3 separate regions of the Homo sapiens genome follow, and regions 2 and 3 are each linked to region 1. A link is a loop called in an ENCODE intact Hi-C map of the cell type or tissue named here. Cell type or tissue: GM12878. All regions are shown on one strand.

What was found. Peaks named below come from ENCODE experiments on the same cell type or tissue, not always from the same donor. Only the 100,000 strongest peaks of a DNase experiment are listed, where the experiment ranks them.
Region 2: it touches region 1 in a loop (2.7-fold over the local background); 2 of 110 quality-filtered maps call a loop at or near these places.
Region 3: a loop joins it to region 1, with 5 times the contacts of the local background. A loop is called at or near these places in 10 of 110 quality-filtered maps.

What each region holds. Positions count from the first base shown.
Region 1 is chr2:24,573,274-24,581,273 of GRCh38, forward strand. All of the region lies in intron 2 of NCOA1 (nuclear receptor coactivator 1), which reads left to right. Among named protein-coding and RNA genes, the nearest start is that of NCOA1, 86 kb to the left of the region's middle. In GM12878, no CTCF peak of the experiment used is centred here; DNase peaks (open chromatin) are centred at 3,578 and 4,408; H3K4me3 peaks cover 1,284 bases; H3K27ac peaks cover 4,190 bases.
Region 2 is chr2:24,417,426-24,425,425 of GRCh38, forward strand. All of the region lies in intron 2 of LOC105374329 (a long non-coding RNA gene), which reads left to right. Among named protein-coding and RNA genes, the nearest start is that of ITSN2, 61 kb to the left of the region's middle. In GM12878, a CTCF peak has its summit at 4,408 (motif pointing right); a DNase peak (open chromatin) is centred at 4,386.
Region 3 is chr2:24,506,099-24,514,098 of GRCh38, forward strand. All of the region lies in intron 1 of NCOA1 (nuclear receptor coactivator 1), which reads left to right. Among named protein-coding and RNA genes, the nearest start is that of NCOA1, 19 kb to the left of the region's middle. In GM12878, no CTCF peak of the experiment used is centred here; a DNase peak (open chromatin) is centred at 3,543; H3K4me3 peaks cover 2,544 bases; H3K27ac peaks cover 5,585 bases.

The DNA of each region.
Region 1 (8,000 bases):
TACTTTATACATATTTTCAGATACTGTCCCAATAACCATTTAGGTGTAAGTTACTAAATAGCTATTAAAGTTTTTGAGAATTTTTAACATTTCTTGAAATTAGAAATTCCTTACATTATTAAGAAACACTCTTTGGTTGACCTTTGCAAGCCCAGCAAACCCAGAGTTAGATAAAGGTACAAAATCGAGAATCTCTGTCCTTACTCTTCATATTGTATGGATGCATTTAATGCTAGTAAAAATTGTAAGCCTGAATAAATGTAGTGTAAAACCTGCATTGATGATTTGGGGTTTATTTAGTTATTTATGAAGCTTATATCTAAATTTGGGATTAAGTTGATTTTTCCAGTTTTCCAGTCAATGCAACATTTTAAAAAATCAATTTTAGATTAAACCACAAAGGAAAATCTCAGTAAATTCCAGAAAAGCTGAAACTACATATGTCCATTCTCTCTGACTGCAGCAGAAATTTAAAATATACAACTTTAACCATTTGGACAAATCAAACAAAAAAATTGCTTAAATAAATACCGGGTCAAACAGGAGATCAAATGTACAATAAGTGGTCATTTAGCACCTGAAATGAGATTCAGGCTAAGACTCATACTGTGCTTAGAAGTAGATTAATAGTCTTTGTTAATGAATGAAATAAATGTACTAAGCACTAAACCTTAGAATTTAGTAAAACAAACGGACTCAACAAAATAAATGCCTAGGAGAAAGGAAAGAAATTAATAAGATAAAAGCAGAAATAGGTGAATTAAAAAACAGAAACCACAGAAATGAAAAATCTAAAAGCTACTTCTTAGGGTTGAAAAACAAAATAGAAAAATATCTGACAAATCTTACAAAGGAAAAGATGGAAAACCAAAATTAAGTTTGTAAAGCAGATATAAGAATAGAAAAGATGTTTAAAAAATAGTAAGCGAATACTATTTATTAACTCTAAGCTGATTTATTTGAAATGAATTATGGAACACCCAAGCTGATTTAAGAAAAGTTGGTCTGGAGCTACATCCAGCTAGCTCCAGAACCAATTTTTGCCAGTTAATTCTTTTTAGTTTTCAAGGAACATATAATTCCTATGGTGAGAACTATTTTAGAGATTATAGAAAAGATGGAAATATGCCCAATTAATATTATAAAATCAGTATGACTTTTTTAATGGTTCAGTGCAGTAAAACTCTTTTGGGGGAGGTTACTGCTTTTTTTTAGTTTCTATTGTAAGCACAGATTTTTCTTGAAATTAAAACAATTGAGAAAAGAAAAAACAACCAGAAACTCAAAACTTAAAGATATTGTTTATATTTATTAACGTATTTACCATTGCTGGCACTCTCCTTTGTGTAGATCAAAATTTGGACCTGATAATCTTTTTCTTCTGCCTAAAAATCATTTCTTTAAGTGCAAAATCTGCTGCTAATGGATTTTTCTCAGCTGTTGTCTGAAAACATTTCCACCTTCATTTTGAAATATATTTTAGTAGGGTACAGAATTTGAGGTTGACAGGTTCCCCCCCTTCCAATCTTGCGCCATTGTTTTCTTATTTGTATAATTTCTGATGAGAAGTTTGCTCTCATGCATACCTTTGTTTTTCTGTACACAATCTTTTTTCCTCTTCTGGCAGTCTTTAACATTTCTTTCCCCCCAATCACTGGTTTTCAACAATTTGATTATGATAATTGTCGGTGTGATTTTCTTTGTTTATCCTGCTTGGATTTTGTTGAGCCTCTTATGAATCTGTAAGTTTCTGGTTTTGATAGCATTTGAAAAAATTATGCTCATTATTTCTTCAAGTATGTTTTTTATCTTTTTTTTTCCTCTGTTTTTTGGACCTCAGTTACATTGATCTTAGCTTGTTTGTGTGTTGCTGCAAATCAGTGGTATTCGCTTTCATTATTTTTGTATTTTTCTCCTTTGTGCTTCATTTTGGAAATCTTCTATTGCTATATCTTTAAGTTAACTAAGTGTTAAATCTGCTGTCCTATGCAGTGTATTTTTCATTTCAGATTTTGTATTTTTAATTTCTAGAAGCTCCAATTGGGCCTAAAAACAGTCTTGCATTTCTGTGTTCAACACTTCCATATCTTTTTCTGCTTTCTTGAATGTATTGAGAATATGTATAACTCTTTTGGCATCTCTGTTTGCTAAGTTCTCTGTCAGTTCTGGGTCTGTTTTTATTGATATTCTCCTGGTTATAGGTCATATTTACATGTCTGGTAAATTTTGATTGTCAGACATTGTAAATTTCACGTTACTGGATGCTAGGTTTTGTGATAAAGAGGCCATTTTTTTTCTTTTTCTTTTTTTTTTTTTTTGAGACAGAGTCTCGCTCTGTCACCCAGGCTGGCATGCAGTGGTGCAATCTTGGCTCACTGCAACCTCCACCTCCCGGGTTCACGCCATTCTCCTGCCTCAGCCTCCTGAGTAGCTGGGACTACAGGTGCCTGCCACCATGCTCAGCTAATTTTTTGTATTTTTAGTAGAGACGGGGTTTCACTGTGTTAGCCAGGATGGTCTCGATCTCCTGACCTCATGATCCGCCCACCTGGGCCTCCCAAAGTGCTGGGATTACAGGTGTGAGCCACCGCTCTCGGCCGAAGAGGCCATTCTTTTAAGTAATGTTGGTCTAAGTTTTGGCATGCAGTTAAATTTTTTTTGATGCCCTTTAAGACTTGTTTTGTTTTAAGGAGGCTTTGTTAGGGTGAGTCTGGAGCAGTGAGTAGACTTTTCTCCTAGAGCTAATTTAGAAGTTGATACCCTTCTGAGGACTTTACATGATACTTCATGGATTGGGAGGTCTTTTTACTCTACCCTATTGGAATACAAACTATTCATAGCCTTGTGTGAGAGTTTCAGAAATTATTTGGCCTTTGTTTTTTTTTTTTTGTTTTTTGTTTTTTTTTTTTTTTTTTTTTGTTTGCTAGTCCTTTCTCCAACCTCAGGTGGTTTCCTTCCACACAGGACATATCAGCACTCTCCTAACAGCTTGTGGGAACTCCTTTGCATGTCTCCAAGGCACTGTCTCTGTATGTAGTTTCTTTCTGTTAGGCTAGTCCACAAATTCTGGCTGCCTTGGCCCCACTAAGTGTCAATCTTTGTGACCTCAACTCTTTGAGACTGTAAGGTTCTGTTTAAGCCCCATCTCCCTTCTTTACACTACATCCTGTAAATTGCTTCAAGGGTGTGAGGTCAGGCAAATGTAGGACTCACATCATTTTTTCATCTTTTCTCAGGAATCCCACTCCTGCTCTGACTGGTATCTAATATCTAAAAGCCATTGTTTCATCTGTTTTATCCAGTTTTCTGGTAGTATAAACTGGGACAACAAATCTAATCTCTGTTACTCCATCATGGCTATTTGTGGAAATTCTTGAGTAACTTCTCCTCCTCCTTTTTCTGTGGATTAAGATGTGGGCCTAAGTTAAAGAAGTTAAGAAACAAGTTGGTTTGATCTCAGTGTTTCAGGTGTTTGGCTTGTCAGTAACTGAGGCAGAAGAGTCCCTAGTTGTCTGTGGTCCAAACTCTTTGATGATGATAAACAGATGATTTCACTTCATGCATTCTCCTCTCAGTTTCAGTGTCGGGTACCTACTGCAGTAGTAGGGTAGTTGATCAAGAATTATGGTATTCTGAGTCTTGGTCAGTTGCCACATAGTTTAAATAAGTTCTTAGTACTTTTAACTGAATTAAGACCCATACTTATTTGCTTTTTCTCAGCTATTTCTGTTTGCTGGTATTTACTTTTAATTTTATGAGTTTTTTCTTTGTTTCTGTTAGTTGCTAGTTTATCTAACTGGTTGTCATTTTTCAGCTGGATTATATTTTCTTTATATATTTTGTATTTTTCTGCATCACAGTAATGTTTAGGCTCTTCAAAGTGTTTGACCTTCATGCATTATATCTTTAGTTTTGTTATCTGTTTTTCTAATCTTGCTTTTCTCTACTCAAATGAATGAGTGAATAAATTAGTAATCGAATAAATGTAGACACATATACTCACACACAAAGTGCATTTTCTCAATTCAAACACTATTAATTGTGACATATGCCACAGATTTAATATATTTTCATGAAAAAAGAAACATTAAGTTTATTTTTTAAATCCTTAAAGGTTTACTGACAGAAGTATACATTTATCCATATAACTTCTACCTCATCTTTTTGGGAATCATAAGATTGAGTGTAATCGTCTTCCAAATTCTGACATGCTGCTTTTCCTTACCTGTGCTTGCTTTCTTGGTCTCTTTACACATTATGATTGCCAGTATAATTTTGAGTCATATGGAAATGTGTAGAATTTAACTGCTTTTCTTTTTGGTTGAACTCATGGTTTCAGTTTTTTTATAGATAAGCCGTGAATTAAATAACTTCCTTTTTGAGTCAGCTGGAAACTTTTGACAGATTGATATCCAGCACTTGGGTGATAGTACTTTGTAAAATGCAAATTAGTCACACCAGTGTCTTCCAGCTCTGATAATTCTATGATCTGTTTTGAGAGATTGTGCAGTTTTTACTGCCTTTAATTGCCCTTGCTTGGCTTGCAACAGACAACTTTTGCATTACAATAGCTTTTTATTTCAGTGCTTTGACACGGTTCAGTCTCTCTGAAAACATTTTCAAGCAAGTTATGCTTTCAAATTTAAGTTAAAATTCAACCTTATCTGAGTTTACCTGTGCAGTTAACTCAGCTGTGGTCATGGTTGGATTGACAGATACCTTCTATGGGAATGTATTTTCCATAGGTTTACACATGGGTAGGCAGTGACATACCTCACAACGTACTCTTTTGCTTGGCTACTGGCAAATTTTTTTGGATTTTATTTCTGATACTTCTAGTTTCAGAAACCTGAAAATATTATTTTAAGAAAAACAAGTATCTTTAGTATTAAGAAAATCTAGTTTAGTAATTTAGTGTACAGTGAGCAAGCATAAAATCTGTCAGTGGTAGAATTGTTTAATAAGTTTTGGGATGATCAGATGGCAGTTAGGAAAGTTCATGTAGAGCCTTTTCATATGCAAATGTTATGGTTGACCTTTTTAAATTGGAAAAACTCGTGAAACTGTGCAAAGAATAGTAATCTTCTAAAGTAAGAAGACTGTAAAGAAGTGATTATAAAAACTAAGCACATCTGTATGAAGAAAACCAACACAATTAAAACTAAAAAGAAAAATAACAAAGTGGAAAACACAAATATGACCTTACATGATTACTGTATTATGAAAATATTTACAACACTAAGATTCCAGTAACTACATTAATAAAGGACATGCCCATTAGCTCTTAAGGAAAAGAGTTCAACATCATTGGTAGTTAAAAACAATAGTGAATAACTTTTTTTATACTTACTGAGTAACCATAATAAAGAAGTCCATAGGGAATCAAGTACTCATGCATTGCTTTTGGAATTGGAATAACTCATTTGAGAGGTAGTATGGTAGTATATATCTTAAAAGCCATAAACATATCTAAGGGCATGGATTAATGATCTTACTCTTGGGAATTGACCCTAAGTAAATAAAGAATAAAAAAAAGCTATATTAGAGCTGCATTCACAATACTATTACTTATCATAGTAAAAGCTGAAGACAACCTAATTGGCCAACAGTGAAAATTTTGATATATTATGCAAAAGTAATACCTGAATAGTTCATATCCATTACATATAAGTGTTAGCACTGTGACAACTGGGACTGTATCTTTTTTTGTTCTCTGCTGTAAAACCAGTGCTTAGAAAAGCTTGGCATGTGGTGGGTACTGAAAAATTATTAGTAGTATTTTTTTTTAATGAACAACAGAATAATGTTGAGTTAAAAAAGAATTTAAAACATACACATACAGAACCTGTTCTCAGATACCTTAATGAGTAAGGGGGATGGGCAACAAGTTGGTTGATGAAGAGTTCTTAGAGGAATTTGAACTGGGGTTTGCAAGTTTAGTAGAATATGGATTCTCTTGGGAGCCAGGAGGTGGGAGTGCTACTCCAGGAAGAGGGATTTATCTGAGGAAAGACCTGACAGTAGGAATTGACTGGAGAATAAGGCAGGAGGTTAGGCATATATAAGGACAGAATTCTGAGTGGACTTGTAGCTAACGAGGTAGGACTTTATTCTTCTGTATGAGAAGTCGTTGATGCTTTTTCAACAGAGTTTGATATTGAAAGAGCTATATAATTCAAGGAGTTAATCTACCTTTGCCATATAAGACAGGTTCACTCAGTTAAACTAGAGGTCCCCAAACCCTGATGAGAGACTGTTGGAGTTCATGGTTACCAAGGTAGCTAGAGCTTGAGTGGCGAAGACAGTCACAGAGAAGTGAGCCTATAAGTCTGAATCATGTTTCCCTTAAGAGTTGTCACAGCTTAGTAAGCAACACAAACCAATAAGCAGGAAAGTTGAGCAGAAAGTGGCTGCTAACAAACTAAGCTCAGCAGAGTTTTCAGCAGTTTCATGGTGCTAGAGATAGAGGCGTCCTGGTAAACACCCTAGGTTGAACAACTGCATCCTAGCAGTAAGAGTGAACCAGGAGTAGACTAGGTCTTAATAAGATTGAAAACAAGCTTCAAGTTAGCTTGATCTCTGATTTTATTAGCTCCCGCTGCCAACCAGAAAGTAAAGAAACTCTTCAGTTGAAGATAAATTTCACATCCTTTATGGTTTTTAATGATACAGTGTTTGACATTGAGTCCCCAGATTCCAGACATGCCAAGAACCAGAACAAGAGAAAAAACAGATGCAAAAATAGACACAGATGATCAGGTGTGGACGTCAGTAAAAAATGTTGTGCCACTTCTTTCATTTCTCCTTTGTTTCTGATGAGATGTCTGCTGTCATTTGAATTATTTTCTCTTATAGGTAAATTATCATTTCTCTCTTACTGTTTTTATTACACTTTCTGTGTCTTTAGCTTTCAGAAGTTTAACTATGATATGCTTTAATGTGGATTGCTTTGGGTTTATCCTGTTTATGGTTCACTCGGCTTCTTGAATCTGTAAATTTATGTGTTTTGCCAAACATGGAAAATTGTCTGGTTTTTTTCTTAGAGCACTTTTTCAGCCCAGCCCACTTTCTTCTCTCCTTGTTGGATTCCATGGCAGAAGGTAGATCTTTTGTTAGAGCTTGATCTTTTGTTAGCGTTAGATCTTTTGTTAGGTCTTGAGGCTCTAATTATTTGTTTTCAGGCTATTTTTTCTCTGTTGTTTAGACTGGATAGTATCTATTGTTCTATATTTTGGTTCAGTGATTCTTTCCTCTGTCCCTTCCATTCTACTGTTGCATCCATCCATTACATCTTTTGTTTTACCTATTTTTCAGTTCTGAAATTTCCATTTGGTTCTTCTTTATATCTTTTCTTTCTTTGCAGTATGTTCTTTATATCTTGCTTTGTTTTTGAGACTCTCAGTTATTTTGTTGTTTCAAGTATGTCTGTAATGGCTCCTTGAGTCATTTTTGTGACAGCTGCTTAAACATGTTTTTCAGATAATTTTAACACCTCCATCATCTTGGTATTGGCATCTGTGGATTGCCTTTTTTCATTCTGTTTGAGATATTCCTGGATCTTGGTATGATGAGTGATTTTTATTTGATACCTGGACATTTTTAGTATTACATGCTGACACTCTGGGTCTTATTTAAATGTTCTGATTTAGTTGGCTTTCTCTGGCCCTGCCCCCGCATGAGAAGGAGGGAAGCCTCATTACTTTCCTGTGGGGATACAAGTCCAGGTTCTCTACTTTGCCTCTCTTGACACTCAATTTAGGGAGAGATTCTTTGTTACTGCTGGTCATGGATGGGAGTTCTTGCCCACATTGATTTCTCCCTGGCTGGGAGGGGCAGGAATGTGTCATTATGGTTCCCCACATATCCTCCACAGGGTGATAGTCTCTTTACTGTGTGATGGTGAAAGGCCTGACTCTGCTAGGCTTCTCCAAAAACAGCCTGTGGCAGAAAGAGAGAAGGGTACCTTGTTACTACTAGGTGAAGGTCCAAGCTCTCCATGT
Region 2 (8,000 bases), 160 kb before region 1:
ATATATTTATATATTATAATATATATTATATTATATATTTATATATTATAATATATATTATATTATAATATATATTTATATTATAATATATTATATTATAATATATATTATATTATTATATATTATAATATAATATATATTATAATATATATTATATTATAATTTATATATTATATATATTATAATATATATTATATTATATATATATTTATATTATAATATATATTATTATATATTATATATTATAATTTATATTATATTACAATATATATTATAAATATATATATTATATTATAAATATATATTTTTATATTACAATATATATTATAAATATATATTTTATATTACAATATATATTATAAATATATATATTATATTACAATATATATTATAAATATATATTATATTACAATATATATTATATTATAATATATATTTATATATGATATATTATATTTAATATATTATATAACATAATATATAATATATAATATATTAATATAATATATAATATAACATAATATATATAATATAGAAAATTTTAGTTGGTTTACTTGGGTAAATAAAGTTACATACAGAATACCTAGGAGAGGTGCTGGGGATGGGGTGGAAATACAGAAGAGTGACTCAGTCCTCCTTATATATGGAATAATGGGTGTAAGGATGTAATTAAGTCATCCTTTATGAGCTTGAACCAGGTGAGTAGTGATCACTGGCATTGATTTTAATTAGCCTATTCTTGATATTAAACATTTCCTATACTCTCATTATATATGACTTTCTTCAAGCATGGATAATTGATAGAAGTCATACATATTTAGAGCCTTTTTATTCCTTGATTTCTACACACACCTTGATCAGTCTGTACATGTAATGTCTATTAATCATCCCAATAATTAAGCAATAATTAGAATGAAAAATCATGAAAAAATTCACAGACTAAATTCAGGTCTTTGAATTTACTCTGGCTTAACTGGTTTTTTGTGTGTAACTGGCTCATTGAACAGGCAGGACTTGTGTTTTGTGGCCATAGAAGCAACTTTATTTTTATCTCCTACTTTCCCTTTAAAGCTGTTCAGTGCAGGAAGCCCTTGCCTTCCCTTCTGGATGAAAACTCAAGCATTTTCATCACATCTCTGGTCACTCCTGGGTAATAAAAATCCTTACAATCCCTTTAGTTCACATTCACAGGCCGAGCATAGTGATTCACCTTCGCCCTTCCTTCAGCTGGGGCCTGTTGCAGGTGAGAGGCTGTGATCCAGGAAAGGTGGGAGGGGTCAACTGCTGCTCTTTTTTTCACTGTCACCCTCCCTTCCCCAGACTCCCTCCCAGCTAGATGCTGTCTGTTAGGAACTTTTACCAGGAGCTAGGACAGAAAGGACATGGTAGGAAGGAGAGGAGAAGTGGCAAGACAAGAAAGTACTTACCGAGCTGGTCCACTCTCTGGGCTAAAGGGACACACACAGGTACAGACTCCTGATTTATAACAAGATTCCAATGAAATTTAGTGGGAAAAGATGTTATTTTCTTTTTTTTTTTTTTTAATTTAAGAGATTGGGCTCGGCCGGGCGCAGTGGCCAGGTGCAGTGGCTCACGCCTGTAATCCCAGCACTTTGGGAGGCCAAAGCAGGCAGATCACTTGAGATCAGGAGTTCAAGACCAGCCTGGCCAACATGGTGAAACCCCCGTCTCTACTAAAAATACAAAAATTAGCTGGGTGTGGTGGCATGCACCTATACTGCCAGCTACTTGGGAGGCTGAGACATGAGAATCACTTTAAGCCAGGAGGCAGGGGTTGCAGTGAGCTGAGATCATGCCGCTGCACTCCATCCTGGGTGACAGAACAAGACTGTCTCACAAAAAAAAAAAAAAACAGATAAATTTAAGAAATGGGTTTCTACTTTGTTGCCCAAGCTGGCTCTAAAGTCCTGGGCTCACATCCTCCTACATCAGCCTCTGAAGTGGCTGGGGCACACACAATACCATGCCTGGCTTAGGTGTTATTTTCAATAATGGTGCTAGGTTAACTGGCTACCCATATAGAAAAGAAATGGACCTTGACTCCTGCATCCCTCCATACATCAACATTAATTTGAAATGGATCATAAAAGTAAATGTGAAAGTGGGAGACTATTTTCATGACTTTGAGGTAAGCAACGACTTCTTAAATAGGGAGCACAAATTACCAAATATAAAATAGAATATTGATGTTGGACCTGATTAAAATTAAAAACTTCTTTGCATCAAAAGACATCATTTGAGTGAAAGGCAAGACACAGATGGGAATAAAATATTTGTATTTACATATCTGATGAAAGACTCCTGTCCAGAATATATAATGAACTCCATATCAGTAAGCAAGACAAACCAATAAAAACTGGGCTAAGACTTGAACTGGTACCTCACAATAAATAAACACATGAAAAGGTTCGAAGTGTCAGGGAAATGTAAGTGAAAAAACCAATGAGGTGCTGTTCCCAGAATGGCTAAAACTAAAAGGAAAACCAAATGGAGGCAAAGATATGGAGCATGTGTTCCTGATTTAAATTGGTACAGCCACGTTGGAAAACTTAATGGTGCCAAAGTGAAATATACATATACTCTATGACCTAAAAATTCCACTCCTTTGTATATTCCTAATGAAAATGAATGCTTATATTCACCAAAAGACATGCACAAGGATGTTCATTGCAGCTTTATTCATAACACAAACGGAAACAACTCGAAAATTCATGCATTAATATATTGTGGCATAGTCATATAATGGAATACCACACAATATTGAAAAAGAATGAACTACTGCTATCCACAACTATGTAGATGACTGTCACAGGCATAAGGTAAAGTGAAAGAACCTGGACATAGAAGAACATCTACTATATGTTTTCATTTATAGGACATTCAACAATAGGCAAAACTAATTTATGGTGGATGATAGAGATCAAAACAGCAATTACTTTTGACTGGAAGGGGGCAGGAAGGAGTCTTCTTGGATGCGGAGAATGTTCCATATCTGTAGCAGAGTGGTAGTTACATGGGTATGGTTACTTGAAAAAAAAAATCCATCAGACTGTACATCTAAGACTTTATGTAATTCTACCTCAAAGAAAACATTAGTGCCAGCTCATTTTTCATCTTCAGTTGCTTTGTCATTTTTTTCCTTGAACTCTTGTATCTCTGCTTTGAGTGCTTGTTATATAGAGATTATTTTTACTTTAGTTCCTAGAGTTTATGGAGATTTATGGTAGTCTCACAGTTTTACTTTTCTCAATTTCAGTTACCAGGGTCCAAAAATAGGTGCAATGCAGAGAGAGAAATCATATTCACATAACTTTCATTATATTACTTTATTTAATTTGTCCTATTTTATTAGTAGTTATTGTCATTAATTTCTTACTGTGCCTAATTTTTCATGATGATAATTATTTTTTGAGATGGGGTCTTATTCTGTCACCTAAGCTGGAGTGCAGAGGCTCCATGATGGCTTACTGCAGCCTCAACCTCCTGGGCTTAAGTGATTCTCCCATCTCAGCCTCCCAAGCAGCTTGGACTACACGCATGCACCACAATGCTGACTAATATTACTTTTTGTAGAGGCAAAGTTTTGCTATGTTTCCCAGGCTACTCTGGAACTCCTGAGCTTGAGTGATCCTCCTGCCTTAACCTCCCAAAGTGCTGGGATTACAGGTGTGAGCCACTGAGCCCAGCCTTACTGTGCCTAATTTAGAAATTAAACTTTATCAAATAGACATGCACATATAGGGGGCCAGGCACGGTGGCTCACACCTGTAATCCCAGCACTTTGGGAGGCTGAGGCGAGTGAATCACTTGAGCCCAGGTGTTTAAGACCAGCCTGACCAACACGGTGAAACCCCCTCTCTACTAAAAGTACAAATATTAGCCGGGCATGGTGGTGCATGCCTGTAGTCCCAGCTACTTGGGAGGATGAGGCAGGAGAATGGCTTGAACCCAGGAAGTGGAGGTTACAGTGAGCAGAGTTCACGCCACTGCACTCCAGCCTGGGCAACAAAGTGAGACTCTGCCTCAGGAAAAAAAAAAAAAAAAGCACATATAGGAAAAAAACATAGTATATAGGGTTTGGTACTAAATGTGGTTTTGGGCATCCACTGGGGGTCTTGGAACGTATCCTCTGTGGATAAGGGCAGGGGACTACTGTATTTGGTCATGATTTTCACCAGTTTTGAGGCAAGATGTTTCTGTATTCTTTACCTGCCAGTTGTTTCCCTATTGATTTCCTCCTTTCTCCTTCTTGTATTTTCCTAAAGATTTGTGTGCTGTTTCTCTTTTAGTTACTTCTCACCTTTGAATGAGGGCACTTTTCCTGCAGGGTTGACACACACTATTTCCAATGGGCAACATCCAAATTGTCTTCTCTCCAGGGGGCGCCATTGACGTGGAATACAACATGAATAGCGTCTCCTAGAGCCCCTGCCTCCTAGACAGCCTCTTTGCTATGGGAGGCACCAGAGCAGAGTGGCAAACCCCTACCTGAGTCCCCATGATCCCAGCAGGGATTCATATGTGTGCTTGTGTGAGCTGGTTTACCCTTTGCTCTTCTACAGAGAGAGGCTAGCATCTGCAGGGCTGCTTATGACTGATAGCTGTCCCTCCACGCTGTGTCATCACGGTGCCAAGAGTCTTTCCTCACCCTGGTGCCCCTGCCCCTTTGTGGTCTCAAATGGGGTCCAAGGGAGCCTCAATAACTGGCCTGCACAAAAGCTTGTTCTAAGCCAGATATTTTGGTTTTGCATCCCAGAGTATCCACTTGTGTTGGACAGTTTGAGTCCTGCCAGCTGTGCCTGCAATATGCAATCTCTAGCTATTGGTTTGGATCTCCTTCTTACCTTAATTGGATTATCACCATAGAAGACAGCCTTCCTTCACATATATTAAAGTTCCAGGTAAAAGCAGCTTAGTCATTTCATCAAGATAAAGTTTCTTCTTGTTGCTTTCAGGTGATTTAAAATATTTTGTTCTCACACACAATGCTGCAACTGTACATAACTCAGCTTCTATATATGCAAGTGTATCTGCAGAACAAATGCCTATAATTAGAATACTGGTTAAAAAGGTAAGTGCCTTTATAATTTAAATAAATACTACCAACATACCCTTCCAGACATTTTACCAATTTATATTCCCATTGGTAACCATGCCCATTTCCCCAGACCCTTGCCTCAGATAACAGAGATATAAGTGCACTTAACAGTATAAAGGAAAACCCTAAGACTGATACTATAATTAATTACGTTGGGTCAGATTCTTGGTTTCAACAATAAAGTTTATACTAACTAGCTTAGGCAGAAAGGGATTTATTAAGTAGCTCATATAAGCATTGGAAGGGCTGGAAGAACAGGCTCTCAGCTGAGCTTCCAGTAACAACTCTCAGAACCATAGTGTGGAACCGGCCTGGTGAGATGGCTGCTGCCATGGCCATATCCAGGACGATATTCCCTCTAAGCGAGCTGCTCCTCCAACTGCAGAAACACGTCCCCCTGCTGCACAGAACACTCTTCACTCAGAGAGCTGCGTGGCTCCCTCCCTGGGCCAATTTCCAGTAGGTATTCCTGCCCGAGTCTCAGCTCAGGCCCCACAGTTGGCTAGTCTCTTCTGCCTGAAGTCGATTCAGTTGGGTTTTTCAGACATTGCTGAGTCCAGCTTTGTGGGAGGCTCTGTGCCATACAGCTGGCCTGACCATTGCCCATGGGAAGCCAGCTCAAGGGGGAAAGCCTGAAGGCTTTGAGCACTTATCCCAAAGGTGAAGATGTAGCTCATCAAGGCACCTGGTATAAACAGCCTGATCTTCATGATTTTACCCTCACCGGGTCTTCCGAACCTCCCTCCTGTTTAAATGCCCCAAAGTCACTCACCTGTGAGGCAGTGACATGTGCCAGGCCGTATGCCAAATGCCAGACAGACAAAGATGAAACAGGGAAAGAGGAAAAAAAATCTCACTACCTCTCACCAGAGCAGGTGAAATGAAGCACATTGCCAAAGGTCAGATATTGGTTTAGAGCCAGAGAAAAAATAAGATGAAAAAAGCCAGTAAAATTTCTCCTATCTGGTTGGGAGAGTTGAGTGTGTGTGGCAGGGAAACCCTGGATCATGGAGGGAAATGTGATTGGAATCTGTGATCAGAGAGCAGGGTGCTGGGAGGCCCTGGGGGCTGTAGGAAATGAGTTCTGGGATATTGAGTTGAGCTCTTCAATACGGTACCCACTACCTATGTGCAGCTATTGGGCACTTGAAATGTAGCTGGTGCCGTATGTTGAAATGACAATATTTTAAATATATTAGGTTAAATAAAACACATTAATAAAATGCATTATTAACATTGATTTTATTTATTCTTTTTATACCTTTTTAATGTGATATTAGGGAATTAAAAATTATATATATGGCTTGCATTCTATTTCTATTGGACAGTGCTGAGCTAGACAATCAAGAGAAAAATCAATGGAATGGAAGCCTTTGCATCTCTTCTTTTGCTCTCTCTGCCCCTTTCCTGCCTTCTCTCTCTCTCTCTCTCTCTCTCTCTTTTTTTGAGATGGAGTTTCAGTCTGTTCCCCAGGCTAGAGTGCAGTGGCACAACCTTGGCTCACTGCAACCTCTGCCTCCCGGATTCAAGCGATTATGCCTCAACGTCTTGGGTAGCTGGAATTACAGGTGTCTGCCACCACGCCCAGCTAATTTTTGCATTTTCAGTAGAGACAGGGTTTCACCATGTTGGCCAGCCTGGTCTTGAACTCCTGACCTCAAATGATCTGCCTGTCTTGGCCTCCCAAAGTGCTGGGATTACAGGCGTGAGTCACCGCACCTGGCCAAAGTTCACGGATTTAAATGTTAATCTCATTCAAAAAACACCTGCACATAAAACATCCAGAATAATGTTTGACAAAATATCTGAGCACCATGGCCCACCCAAGCCGGCACATAAAATTAACCACCATGTGGGGATGTAAGACAACAGGGAGTGGGGGAGCTAGGGCTAACTAGAGACTTCATGCCCCTCCCAGGACACAGAAAAACCACGCATTGAAGCTAATACAAACACAGAAGCAAAAAAAACACTAATGCAGACGAAATTTGGTCCCAAGTCCCTAGAGCCTTAATAATGAATGGCCTTGGGCTTAGAGACTCAGTGTTTAAATACGTCAGTGTCTTCAACCTTCACCTAACATTACTCATGCTACCTGCCTGCCCCATGGTAATTCCTGGCTTTAATGCTTTTCTACTTTTAAAACAACTAGGTGGTTTTTTTTCTCCAGGAACTAGGAGAATCATTTTCTGAGAAGGAAGAGTGGGCTCCACCTAATTGTGTATGGAGTTGACTGTCAAGTCCAGATTCCAACACAGAATCAAAAGATGCTGAGAATATCTTGTGTTGAGCTCTCCCTGACTTGTAACTTGCCTTTAGGGAGTTAATTTGATTCGAGGGCTAGTATCCATAATATTTGTAATCACCTGTTATTTAATTGATTCAAATATTGTTTTGTCATGTGGGACAGCCTCTTGATGCTAAGCAAGTCAAAAGCTGCCCCAGTTCATTGTTGATGTCATTCCTTTTCTTCTTTTTTTTTTTTTTTTTTTTTTGAGATGGAGTCTCGCTCTGTCACCCAGGCTGGAGTGCAGTGGCGTGATCTTGGCTCACTGTCACCTCTGCCTCCCGGGTTCAAGCAATTCTTCTGCCTCAGCCTCCCGAATAGCTAGGATTACAGGCGCCTGCCACCTTGTCTGGCTAATTTTATGTATTTTTAGTAGAGACAGGTTTCCACTCTGTTGGCCAGGCTGGTCTCCAACTCCTGACCTCATGATCCACCCAACTTGGCCCCCCAAAGTGCTGGGATTACAGGTGTAATCATACAGACTCCCCAGTGGGTTCATCCTTTTCCCAAATCTGCACACCACGTTAATGCACTCTGTGGGGAGATTATTTTTAGTCATCAAATTCCTTAACATGTTGGTGATGAATTTTCTGC
Region 3 (8,000 bases), 67 kb before region 1:
CCAATTTGCTTGTGCTGGTTTGCAAGTGTTCCTGTTGTTTGTAACTGAAAGAGTCCTTGCTAATCCAGACCCCTGTTGGCATCATCATCATCATCATCATTAGAATCTATGTAGTAAATTTTTTTCCAGGTCTCGGTACCAGGAAAAGCTGTGTTTCCTTTGACCAGCTGGTTTGCTTGTATTATGTAGTCATCATGACTTTTGAAACTGATAGTTATTTCTCTCTTTGGCTAAAGATTTAGTTAGCTGGGGGTACATGTCTCAGTTGGATGCTCTATAGCTGCTTTATTCAGGTGATTTAATGGCTGAGCTGAATGCTGGGAAACTCTTGCTTTGAGGACTTTTGGGGTCAAAATCATTGTGATGACATTGAAGGCTATAGAACTTTGGGACTCAATTGACTGTCCATTGGTGCAGATTCAGAATCATTTTCAGAGGAAAATTTTGGCTCGTTACTTTCTTGGCTCACTTCCGTGGAGAGGTGGGTTGGCAGCCTACTTAGACATCTTTAGTGGTTAGGTTCCTTAATTATCATAAGAGAATACTCACCTGATTGCATTTGATTATGAAATATATATAGTACCTATAATTGGCAGTATGGCATAGCTTCACTCTAGCAAGTATGTATCCACATACTCTGCTGCCTGATTTTTATTAAAAAAACCTAGAAACAGCATTTTTTGAGAATTGCTTAAATAAAACACTTTCAATCCATTGCTTTAGAAAGAATCAGTTTTTACTTGGACCAGGCCAGAATACCAGAGAGTATGTTGATTGCATTGTTTTAGACTGGGATAGAATTGCTTTTACAGAATTGTTCTTTGGTGTAATGCAATAAACATTTATTAAGAGCTATTAAAACAAACAGCTTTATGAAATTTAGCACTTCTCTTGTAGAATTCTTGTGAGGGTATTATCTCCTTTATCTCAGTGTCCTTGTTGATGTTGTTACTACTATTACAGTAGTACTGTTACTATTAGCGGCTCATCTGGAGGACGAAGACTGAACATAAAATGAGCTAATATATGATGGGCAAATACTGTCTTTAGCTGGAAGCAAATGCTTATATCCAAAGGGAGACAGCTTTATGGATGAGGGGCTGTGTTAGGAGTATGGGCTCTGGAGCCAGATTTCCTAAGCTTGAATTCTGGCTCTCTCTGCTACTGCCTAGTTGTTGTGTTACTTAACCTCTTGGTGCCTCAGCCTTTTCATCGTTAAATAGGGATGATAGTACCTGTCTCCACAAGGTGGTTGTGAGAATTTTGTGAGTTTACACATACAAAATGCTGAGGTCATGCCAGGTCCAGAACATATACAGTGAAGGTGAGCTGCTGGGTTTTTTTTTTTTTTTTTTTTAATGTTTAAAATAAATAGTACATACTTATGGGGTGCCTATGATATTTTGATACATGCATACAATGTATAATTATCAAATCAGGATATTTAGGATATCCATTACCTCAAACATTTATCATTTCTTTGTGTTGGAAACATTTCAGATCTATTGTTTTTTATCATCTTCATCATCATCATTAGAATCTATGGTAGTAATTTTTTCTCCACGTCTCGGTACCAGGAAAAGCTGTTTCCTTTGACCAGCTGGTTCACTTGTATTACGTGGTCATCATGACTTGTAACTGATTGTTATTTCTCTCTTAGGAAGGGAACTCAAAGTCAAATGTGTGTTCCTTCTCTTATAACTGTATAGGACCTTGTAGCATATGGTTTGTGTGGTAAACTTACCTCTGACTTTATCTTATTTTCCTTTTCATTTTCTCTATGCCCAATTTCTTCTTTCTTTTTAATTCTAATACACCCTGTGAACGGTCTCAAATCCTTTTTGAAGTAATATGGAAACAAACAAGTAATTTCATTATAGCATGTGCTCATATTGAAATTTCAGATTAATTTTCATTTAATTTACCTTAAGCTAGCTACTTCCTCATGACAAGGAGGAGCTATAATTTTTATTAAGATATCTCAAATCATATCATAGTTGGGTTACTTCTGGGAAGGTTCCATTTGACAGCTAATCCTATTGATGGTGTTAGCTTTCTTTTAAGCTTTAATTAAAAAGAAAATTGTGAAAATTTCATTTCATAGTTATGACTTTTATTCTCATTTTTTTCTTTGACTTTTGCTCCAGCCATCTCTCGTGGATTTGGGAAGGAAAAGGGGGGCTTATTTAAAAAACTTGTGAACCTATAGTCTTAAGAATAGTCTTCAGAATAAGACTTTTATATTAGGTTATAGCATAGGCAGAGTAAAGTCTATATATGTTGTTGTTGCCTTTCTTTTACAAACCAGAACATTCATTAATTTATTTGCAATGACAAAAAAAAAGGAATGTCCCAAAGTCTAGAATATTCCTGAATATTCTGGTTATGTCATTAGCATAATCACTTCCCCAAGCAGATGTACATGGGGCTGATACTGTCTTTTTTGGGGGGAGAATTCAAAAAAATTTTAATGAATGAAATGTCTCAAGTCTTTTTTAAAATTTGTAGATTCCCTCTTCCCCCCATCCCCTTTTTTTTCTTTGTAATTTATCTTTTGAAGAACCTGTGTGGTTGTCCTGTAGAATTTCCTACAGTCTGGATTGCAGTTTGGTTAAACATGTTGCTCTGCCCTCTCTATATCCTGTAAATTGACAGTTTGATGTAGAAGCTTGATTAAGATGTTATTTTTTTGGTGGGGGGAGGACAAGACAACTTTATAGATAGTATTGTGAGACACACAAAATCTCTGGTTATCTTTTGTGATGTTAGCAGTTGTTGGTATCACTATTGGCTTTTGCTTCTTAAAATCCTAAAGTGATCACCATGTTGTCTAGAAGAAAATGGGGAGGCATTGTCTGGAAATGATAGAGTCTGCTTTGTACAAATAGGACTCCTGGTGTGACCACTTGAGAATGAAGCAATATTGTGTGGAATCAAGAAGATCTAGGTATCAGTCTTGGCTCCTCTGTGTAGGAGCTGTTTGATCTTGCGTAATCAACAAAATCAGCAACAATGACAGCAGCAGCTACATTCACTTAGTGCTTGTTTTGTACCAGATTATGTGCTAAGTGCTTTATATACATTGTGTAATCTAATCTTTATAACAATCCTGTAAGCCAGACATTATCATATTTATTTTTGCAGTTCAGAAATATTAAAGTGTCCAAGGCCACATTGCTAAGAAATAGTGAAACAGGGAGTTCAAGCCCTTGCTTGACTCCAGTCTTGTGCTCATAATCACTTTGTTCTTCTATATCTGTAAAAGTGGGTATACAAATAGCTGCCTTATCTACTTTGGGGGTCAATTAGATGTTGTTTGTGAAAATGCCTTGAAAAATAAGATAGATATTAAAGTGAGAAGTACGCTGGGATGACCATTCATGAGGAAAGGTGGATGGTGGAGGCTTTGCCTATAACTAAGTGACAGTGAAAAGTTTGGATGGAAAGAACCCTGTGGTCATTTTCTGACTTTCATTTCTATTACTATTGCTGTTGAAATGTGGAAGTGTTTTCTTCTCTTGTTAAAATTGAGAGTGATAGAGATTTTACAGGTGGTAAATGTTGCATGTCAGAGGTTGCTTGAGAGTCCCTGGGTGAACAATGATGTCTTGGTTTTACTCCATTTGCCATATATGTAGGCTTAGTACAGATGGGTTTAACAGAGAGAAAGAGTATAGTCACAGTTCAGATTCTTTTTTCTAAAAGGACAAATATTTGTTAAAAGTAGGAGAAATTATAATTGAATGTATAATATTTTATCTCTTTAGCTGGGTAGTGGGTATATAATGTATATTAAAATTATTTTCAGTACCTCTTTATTTGTCTGAACTATTTTATAATGAATAAAACTATTAAAGTACTTACCACTAATATTTGCATGTGTGACAGACTAAGAAAGAAATAGGAGTGAGGTTGGTACCTTTAGGTCTGCCTGCCTGGGGCAGAGTGTAGGACTGTGCACTTTTTTTGAGACGGAGTTTCACTCTTGTCACCCAGGCTGGAGTGCAATGGCATGATCTTGGCTCACTGCAACCTACGCCACCCGGGTTCAAGTGATTCTCCTGCCTCAGCCTCCCCAGTAGCTGGGATTACAGGCATCTGCCACCACACCCAGTTAAGTTTTTGTAATTTTAGTAGAGATGGGGTTTCACCATGTTGGCCAGGCAGATCTCAAACTCCTGACTTTAAGTGATCCGCCTTGGCCTCCCAAAGTGCTGGGATTACAGGTGTGAGCCACCACGCCCGGCTGCACTTTTTTTCTTAAAGGAGACGGGGTCTTGCTCTGTTGCCCAGATGGGAGTGAAGTGGCATGATCATAGCTGACTGCAGCCTCAAACTCCTGGGCTCAAGTGACCCATCTTGGCCTCCCAAGTAACTGGGACTACAGGCATGCACTACCTGGCCTAGCTAATTTTTAAATTTTTTGTTAAGATGGGTTCTCCCTGTGTTGCCCAGGCTGGTTTTGAACTCCTGGCTTCAAGTGATCCTCCTGCCTCAGCCTCTTCGTAATCCCAGACTGTTGGGATTACAGGCGTGAGCCACTGTCTCTGGTAGTGCACTATATTTTCGGTAAACTTTGGTAATGCGTTTATCAGAAAGCCTTAGGGCTTGACCTGGACACATTTTCTTGGTACTTTGCTTCTTGCAGTTCTTTTTGTACTCTGGGGACTTTATTGCCATATTCTCTTTACTGTGGTGAAATATCTAGTATTTCATTCTGGTATTCCCAACAAAGTTTTCCCATTTTCTTGAGATATAAATCATATTCCATAAGTCACCCTGTTAAAGTGTACAATTTGGCAGCTTTTAGTATATTCACAAAGTTGTACAACCATCACCATTGTGTAATATCAAACTTTTGTTTCCTCAGAAAGAAATTCCGTGCCTGTTAGCAGTGTCTCCCCATTCCTCCCTTCCTCAGCCACAGGCACCCACTAATCTATTTGCTGTCTCTATGGATTTGCCTATTTTGTACATTTCATGTAAGTGAAATCATACAATATTTCACCTTTTGTCTGACTTCTTTCACTTAGTGTAATGTTTTTGAGGTTCATCCATGTTGTAGCATGTATCAGTACTTGATTCCTTTTTATGGCCAAATAATGTCCCACTGTAATCCATTTTGACTACTATGAATAATGCTTCTCTGAACTTTCATGTACAAGTTTTTGCATGGACATATGTTTTCATTTGTCTTGAGTATATGAATTGCGGGGTCATATGATAATTGTGTTTAACATTGTGAGAACGGCAAAACTGTTTTACAAAGTGGCTGCACCATTTTACATTCCCAGCAGCAGTGTATGAGGGTTCTGATTTCTCCACATTCTCCAGTGAAGTGGCATCTCACTATAATTGTTGATTTGCATTTCCCTAATGACTATGTTGAATAGTTTTGCATATGCTTTTTGGCCATTTGTACATTTTCCTTGAAGAAATGTCTCTTCAGATCTTTTGCTTATTTTAAAATTGTGTTGTCTTTTGTACTGAATTGTAAGAATTCTTTATATATTCTGGATGCAAGTCCTTTATCAGATATATGATTTGCAAATATATTCTCCCATCCTGTAGTTTGTCTTTTTACTTTCTTGGTGGTTATTCTTTGAGGGACAAACATTTCTAATTTTGATAAGTCCAATTTATTGATTTTGTTCCTTCTTATGCTTTTGGTGCCATATTGAAGAAACCATTGTCTAATCCAAGGTCACAAAAATTTATGTCTTTTTTTTCTAAGAGTTTTAGTGCTTACATTTAGGTCTGATATATTTTTAGTTAATTTTTCTATATGGTATGAGTTAGATCCCAATTTTTTTTTACAGTGGGGACAAAAGCTCATTATATTCCAAATACATACATCAGTAGCACTTTCAGTTTCCACCTTGCTTGATAATATTTTAATCACTATATGATTCTGCCACTTCATTTGTTTCACCCTCGACTCCCTGCTAAGTATTTGCTGTACCGAAACTGTACTAACTTTTGCACTTATCGTAGAATGTGAAAGTTAGGAGGATGTTTATTGATTATGCAGTTGAATCTCTTAGAGTAGAGCCCTCTGCATCTGTGACAGAAGAGCTTTCAACTGTTTGAACAGTTTTAGAGGTGGTTAGTTCACTGAAGTGTGTTGTACTATAATACAATAGTTATATTAAGAAGTCTTACCTATTCAAACATCATTTTATAAATAAAAAAAGTTTCAGAAGGAACAGGGGTTTAGGAGCTCAATAGGTTTAATAAGTTATTTTGCTTTTAGCAGTTTAAATTAAAGAGAGTTGGTGATTGGATCAAAACCCACAGTGTTTTATAATTAAATGAGAGCATTATATCCACCGGTGCAGTAGGAGAAATGCTTGTATTCCTAAAGCAATTCAGTTCAGTTTTTAAAAGCTCTAATGGCTAGAAAGTTTATTCTTTTTTTCAGTTGGAATGTTGCCCTTGGTAATGACTACCCATTTTATCAAGGTCCTCTTAAAACTCAGAGTCTAAAATTAAACTTCACTTATGTGCAGAGTGGTGCAGCGTGGTACAGAGTGTAATTGACTGATAGTTTTTTTGTTTTTCCTTTTCATATAACCCAGAATTAAGCTGTTAATGGAAGCCATGCTATCTTTGGGGCTCATCTTGAGTTTGTTATCAGTGAAACCCCTCTCTAACAAGAGTTTCTAAGTGCATCTCCTGTTCCTTTGAAACACTACAGTTGTGAAATGTGCTTTGCACCTATAGATCTGGACTCATCTCTGACTGCTTGGCTGCGTAACCTTAGCCAAAACACCGTTTCTTTGATCTCAACTCGCTTTTCTGTTGAATGGAGTTAATTCCTCCATTTTTGCAGTATTGGATGATTAAATGAAATGATTTGTGTGTGTGGGTGCATATGGCTCTACCACACACAGATGAAAGTAAGGCTTGCGAAAACAGCCTTCTGTCACAAGTACTTCTTTGCTGGCCTTACTTAGTCAGATATTAGCTATTTGTTAGCATCCGTCCAGTTCAGATGTCTTGATATCCTGAATTGATAGGAAATATTTCAAACATGCAGAAAAGAATAGTGGAAAAATCATTCCGTGCACCTTCTGCCCAACTTAGATCTTAACATTTTGCCTTATTTCAGATTTTTTAAAAAAGAAGTAAAACATTGTGGAGTTCAGCCTTCTCTGTACCCTCTTTCTTTTACCCCTTCCACATTCCCCAGAGGAAACATTGTTCTGAATATATTTGTTATCTATATATAATGTAATTGTTTTGCATGTTTTAAACCTCAGATACATACTATACTGCAATATGCTCTTGCAGTACCCTTTTTTTTTCTCATCCTTTTTTTCCTGCAATTTCTATTTCATGGCTACATCACAATTTACTTACTCACGCTCCTCTGGGTGGTTATTAGGTAATTTCCATGTTTTATTATTAGACAATGCTGTAGTCAACATTCCTGAACATACTGGTTGTGAACATATGTGCATTTCTATAGAGAGCTTGTAAGGAAAATGTGTGTGTGTGTGTGCGTGCACACGTGTACATATGTGCTTGCGTATAGGATTGGAATCTGGTTGAAAAGTATATGCATCTTCAACTTTGGAGAATAATTTGACATTATTTAATAAAATATACCAATTTAAACATTACTGTCAGAGTGTGAGAGTTTTACATTCCTCAAACATTTCTAGTGTTTCATTTCTTAGCATTATCTAAAATGGGATTCATAAGGTTCTAGATGGTTAGCAGCTGTTAGGGTCAGCAATTTCTCCGGCCAACTGTAGGAGGACTTGGTATGTGTAGAAAACATTTATTCTAGCAAATGAACAGGCTTCTGATACTGTGTGGCTCAGGATCTATGACTAACTTATTCTGGTATAAAGCCACCCAGAATTCATTTGACCAGTTTACTTAAAAACTAGCAAATTTTTAGGCCAGGTGCGGTGGCTCATGCCTGTAATCTCAGCACTTTGGGAGGCCGAGGCAGGCGGATCACGAGGTCAGGAGATCGAGACCATCCTGGC